2 separate regions of the Homo sapiens genome follow, and region 1 is linked to region 2. Evidence: chromatin loops called from intact Hi-C (ENCODE). Cell type or tissue: K562. All regions are shown on one strand. Each heading gives the region's core, and the rest is flanking DNA. Links, peaks and the distances in the headings are about the cores only.

The links. A loop is a pair of places that touch in the nucleus more often than their neighbours do. Peaks named below come from ENCODE experiments on the same cell type or tissue, not always from the same donor. Only the 100,000 strongest peaks of a DNase experiment are listed, where the experiment ranks them.
Region 1: it touches region 2 in a loop (3-fold over the local background); 3 of 110 quality-filtered maps call a loop at or near these places.

What each region holds. Positions count from the first base shown.
Region 1 is chr9:72,959,354-72,962,276 of GRCh38, reverse strand. No RefSeq gene overlaps it. Among named protein-coding and RNA genes, the nearest start is that of ALDH1A1, 7.8 kb to the right of the region's middle. In K562, for the core only: a CTCF peak has its summit at 1,664; no DNase peak of the experiment used is centred there.
Region 2 is chr9:72,855,540-72,858,462 of GRCh38, reverse strand. It overlaps LOC124902181 (a long non-coding RNA gene), which reads left to right. Exons shown (of 2, transcript XR_007061578.1): 2 at 1-1,011. Among named protein-coding and RNA genes, the nearest start is that of LINC01474, 17 kb to the left of the region's middle. RefSeq lists an enhancer at 1-427. In K562, for the core only: a CTCF peak has its summit at 1,237 (motif pointing left); a DNase peak (open chromatin) is centred at 1,222.

The sequences.
Region 1 (2,923 bases), core at 291-2,790, 100 kb before region 2:
TTTGGTTTTCTGTTCCTGTGTTAGAGTGCTGAGAATGATGGTTTCCAGCTTCATCCCTGTCCCTGCAAAGGACACAAACTCATCCTTTTTTATGGCTGCATAGTATTCCATGGTGTATACATGCCACGTTTTCTTTATCCAGTCTATCACTGATTGGCATTTGGATTGGTTCTAAGTCTTTGCTATTGTGAATAGTGCTGCAATAAACATACGTGTGAATGTGTCTTTATAGCAGCATGATTTATAATCCTTTGGGTATATACCCAGCAATGGGATGGCTGGGCCAAATGGTATTTCTAGTTCTAGATCCTCGAGGAATTGCCACACTGTCTTCCACAATGGTTGAACTAATTTACGCTCCCACCAACAGTGTAAAAGCATTCCTGTTTCTCCACATCCTCTCCAGCATCTGTTGTTTCCTGACTTTTTAATGATCTGCATTCTAATTGGCATGAGATGATATCTGATTGTGGTTTTGATTTGCATTTCTCTAATGACCAGTGATGATGAGCTTTCTTTCATATGTTTCTTGGCCACATAAATGTCTTCTTTGGAGAAGTGTCTGTTCATATTCTTCTCCCACTTTTTGATGGGGTTGTTCAGGTAAATTTAAGTTCTTTGTAGATTCTGGATATTAACCCTTACAAGCACTGATTTTTAACTATGAACCAGGCTACCTAGAGAAAGCTTACAATCTTTATTTACCCTTATAGCTAGGTATGGACATGAGACTAAGCTAAGGTCAATGAGCTCCAAGCTTCAGGGAAACCTCCTCAAAATGTAGATGGACCCTAGAGCTTTGTCACTTTCCTCTGAGTCCTGGAATTTAAATGTAATGGTTGGAGTTCTAGCAGTCTTCTCTTATCAGGAGGCAAAGAGCCATACCTTAGGGATGTTAGAGCAGTGAGCTGGAAGCAGCCTCTGTCTTTCCATTCTGACACCATGGCTGCCATGGACAACCTGCTTACAATCTGTTTATGTGAGAGAAGAATCCATTTCCATCTTGAATATTTATTTTGGGTTTTGCATCAGAGGCAGCCAAATTTAATCCTAACTGATCTAAAGACAAAGAGAAAGCACAAGTACATCAGTAATTACAATAGATATAAATAAAGGAGTAAATATATATACACATTAAATACATATTAAACATAAACGTTAAATAAAGACAGGTTGGATAAAAAGCAGTCCAGCTGTATGCTCTTTAAAACCTAAATCTAAAATATAAGGACACTGGAAATTTGAAAGTGTTAATTTGTTTCATTAAATAAAATTAATATTTTAACAGAAAAAAAAAAAGTCAAGAAACTGCCAATGCCTGAAGTTCGGTTGGTGTTGTTTTGTCCTAATCAGAGACAGGAAATTCAAGAAAAAGATTATGTTGCAAAAATGATAATGTGTTCCTTTAGTGGTCTTAAAATATAAAATAAAGGACTAGGTAGTAACCTAAGTGAAAGGCGACTAGAATAAATAATAGAGATAGATCGAGGTCTATGTTGGAGTGCAGTTATTCTCAAAGTTGAGCATGAATCAGAATCACCTGGAGGGCTTGTTACACCACAAATTGCTGAGCCCCACCCGAGAGTTTCTGATTCAGTAGGTCTAAGATGGGGTCAGACACTGCATTTCTAAAAGATTGCCAGTGGATGTAGTTGTTGCTCCAACTTTGAGAACCTTTACTACTCAGCTTCATGGTTGCATTATGAGGAAATGGAACCCAGAGCTGCTCCAATGATTCTGACAGCTGACCACACATTAGAATTACCTAAGGCACTTTAAACGCACTTGGGCTCAAACTACTCCTACAGAGTCAGAATCTTTTATTTTTTGTTTGTTTGTTTTGAATTCCCCAGGTGATTTTAATGTGTAGCAGAGAGGCTAAAACTATTCTTCAGGTCTTCTGACAGTTTAAGAAGTTAAAATCTGGGGTTTAAAATGTTTCTAATTTGTACAGTATTGCACAGTCCACATAAAACAAATATGCTGGCTCTCAGGTTTGCAAACCCAGCAACATGATGAGGTGTGGCATTTAGCTTAGTTATCTGACCAGCAGTTGAAATGCAAAGCCAGGGCCTGGAAGATAAATTTGGATTGTGGTCATAGATCTGGATATGTATGTATAACTTTAAAATGTGAAAACAAATTCAAGCAAGCAAATGCAAACCAAAAGTTTTATATTCTCCAAATATAATAATTACTTTAAAAAGCAAAAGCTTTCACAGAAATCGTTATTTATTGCATAATACGTTTGCAATATAATAAAGATTTATAATGCAACCAAAACTGGAAGGTTTTTAAAATGTAACTCTTTCTTCCTCTCTCACCATATAACATACTTGCTCCTTTGCTTCTGCGATGAGTAAAAGCTTTCTGAGGCTTCAACAGAAGCAGAGCAGACGCTGGTGCCATGCTTGTTCAGCCTGCAGAATTGTCAGCCAAATAAACCTCTTTAAAAGAAAATTATAACTTATCTAGTCTCAGGTATTTCTTTAAAGCAACATAAAATGCATTAACATCAAAAATTAGTACCAAGGAGTGAGGCATTTCTATAAAGATACTTGAAAATGTGAGCAGCTTTGGAACTGGGTAACAGGAAGACATTCGAAGAGTTTGTTGGGGAGGGGGTACTCGGAAGAGGACAGAAAGATGAGAGAAAGTTTGGAACCTCTTGGAAACTGGTTAAGTGATTGTGACCAAAACGCTGATAGAAATATGGACAGTGAAGACCAGGCTGATGAGGTCTCAGATGGAAATAAGGAATTTATTGGAAACTGGAGCAAAGGTTACCTTTGTTATGCCCTAGCAAAGAACCTGGCTGCATTGTGTCCATGCTGTAGGGATTTATGGAAGTTTAAACTTAAGTGTAATGACTTAGAATCTGGCAGGAAAAAATTTCTAAGCAGCAAAGCACTGAAGATGTGGC
Region 2 (2,923 bases), core at 273-2,772:
CCCTCCCCTCCTGCCTGGACAGCCCCAGAGCCGGCACTGCTGAGTCACAGTGACAAGACTTACCCTCTGGCCTTGAACAGCTCAAACTCTAATGGAGTAAATAGATAAATAAGCCACTGTGATGATAATAATAATAATAAAAAGTTAAAAATGGCAAGATAAGACCATGAAGCATGTGGTGTAACAATTCAGGGAGATGCCATAGCTTAGCAGATAAGAGCACAGACTCAGGACTGAGATGAGTCTCACTCCAGTGCCAGCTGCAGAGGCTCAGCTGCATCAGTCTCTCTGCTCTTCAGGGGTCTTAGCTGTAAAACAAGAATGCTCTTCGTGGGAACTCAGAGAATGGGCATGTCAGGTATTCAGAGCAGTCCTGTAGCCCAGAAAGCCTAAGTCAGTACTATCATGATCATGGAAGAGTAGATTATTGAAGCTGACTTAGAAGAACTGGAAAGACTTCTTGAAGGGCTTTAGATTTCAGCTGAGCCTTGAAACAAGAGTTGTTATTTTAAAACAGAAACAAAAAGGAAAAACTCCAATAGTCTGGATGCAGCCAACAAAGCACCTTCCAGACAACAGAAGCAGCTGGGAAATGAAACAACAAACAAACAAGGCAAAGCCACATCTCAGAACAGGGCATGTTGTATGGACTCATGTACTTGGAAAGTGAGGTTCAGGGAAATTCCAAGTGAATGGCAGGAAATAAAGCTGGAAACCTAAGGAAGGACTAGGCCCTAAGGCAGAGAGAGATTCTTTAAGTACCTCAGCCCATAGGGACAAATCATCGGTTTTCCTTTTACCTAAACGGAAACATGTTTCTTGTCTTAGAGAATTATGTTTTCTTTTCGGTTTATTTTCTATTTTAAATTTAAAATTTGAATTGTAAGCCTATAGGATCCCAAGAGTTCCAAACTCTATATTTTTCTTACTCCTTTAACTCTGCCTTCAGCATATGTCATGGTAAAATGTAAATTAACCTAAATCTATACAATAAAAATAAAATAAAAATTAGACGGGTAGGCTGTTATGTTTTCAGGGTGTGCGGTGTTTGTTTGCTGTTTGTTTTTACAGCTAATAATTCTGAACAAAACCAAAGCACATAAGCAATCTCAGCAGGAGATAAACTAAGCTGTCATAGAATCATAGTTTCAGTTATTGCATTAATCAGCATTAACTTCATGTAAAACTCGACAAAAAAGAAAAACGTTTGAGCTCCACCTTGTGGTAGCATATCTGAGCCAAGCTCATGTCTCAGGTTCTTTGTGCAGGAAAAGCATGTCTTAGTGAGCCCGCAAAAAAACCCTGCATTATTTAAAGAAGAAGAAGACTAGGAAAGCTTTGAAAAATTGTTCCAGAATGTGCAAATAAGGGCTGCTTATTTATAGGGTTTCTAATATTAGAAATATCACAGTGTACACTGATGGCCCTGGGACAGCATCCTGCCAACAGATGGTGTGTGTGTGTGTGTGTGTGTGTGTGTGTATGTGCGCGCGCGCGTATTAATTTGTGCTAATTACTAACATTTAAATATTATAGTATGTGACATAAAAATCAAGGTTTCCAGCTTCTCTTTAGACACCAGAAGATCTGGGAGCCCTGCGTCTGCAATAATTAGCTAGAACTGAGCATTGGATGCCCCCTAAAGATAGTGAATGTTGTCTACATTTTATTGGCTATAAACCGACAGAGGAGGCAACACAGAAGTGGCAACGTGCATATCTGTCAATACTTCTCCATCTTCACTGTACCCCATAACCTCACCCAGACGACCTAGGCAAGACACCATGAGCACACTGCCTGCTGTTTGAAACAACACAGAAAACCTGGTGTGTCATTGCTCTCAAACAACTTTTATTTTTAAAGACCTTTATGTTGCTTTGCTAAAAAAGTAAAATAAAAACTTTCCTTGATCTCACTGGCCTTATCAACATTAAGATCCCAAATGTTATCGCACCCACATTTTGAGTCCTAGACATTGGTACTATGCAAAATCTCATCTGATTATGTCTGAGAGTCCATAGTTTATGAATTGATCTATTCAGGCTGTCTCACTGTGTGGCCTGCTCTGTTCTCTTATTTCACTCCTTCAAGCCAATACCTGAGAAGTGCCTGCTGTGCCTGTCATGAGTTTAGCAGACTCCTTTGAAGTGGGCTATCACCAGTGCTCCCCAAACAGACAGCTGATGGTAGTATCACAGTGTTTTTCTACCCCATTCGCAGGTGGACTTGCAGGGCTTTATTTCCCGAGAACCAAAAGTGCGCTACATGTACTCCACCGTCTCAGAATCCCCACTCCATGAACAGCTCCACTGGATTCTGGCTGCAGTCTCTATCTGTCCCCACTGTACTCTAATCTCATCCATTCCCCTTCCCTTCTCCTACTTCCTCAAAGGCTACATCTCTGCATAGCCATGCAAATCAACTGCTGCAGTCAGATGGAGGGGGAGCCACCAACACTATCTACTTATCAGAAATTTCCCAGAAGATCTGAATTCTAGATCTGGGTATGATTTAATTGGAACTCTCACTAAAACTTATTTCATAAACTCAGAGAATTCTTAGAACAACACTGCCCAATAGAGATGAAATGCACACGACAAATGCAAGCCACATGGCATCTTAACTTTCCTAGTGACCACATTAAAAAAGAAACAGGTCAATTAGTATTAGTAATATATTTTACTTAGCCAAATATATTCAAAATAGTATTTTTTTAACATGTAAGCACAATGAAAAGATATTAATGATACATTTTACATTAGCTTTTTCCTATGGAGTCTTCCAAATCCAGCGTATATTTTACATCTCCATTTCCAGCCATGTTGCATGTGCTCAATAGTCACATATGGCTAGTGGCTGCCATATTGGACAGCTCAGGTTTACAGCACAGGAAGAAATTTTAGAATCATGTTATGCAACCTCC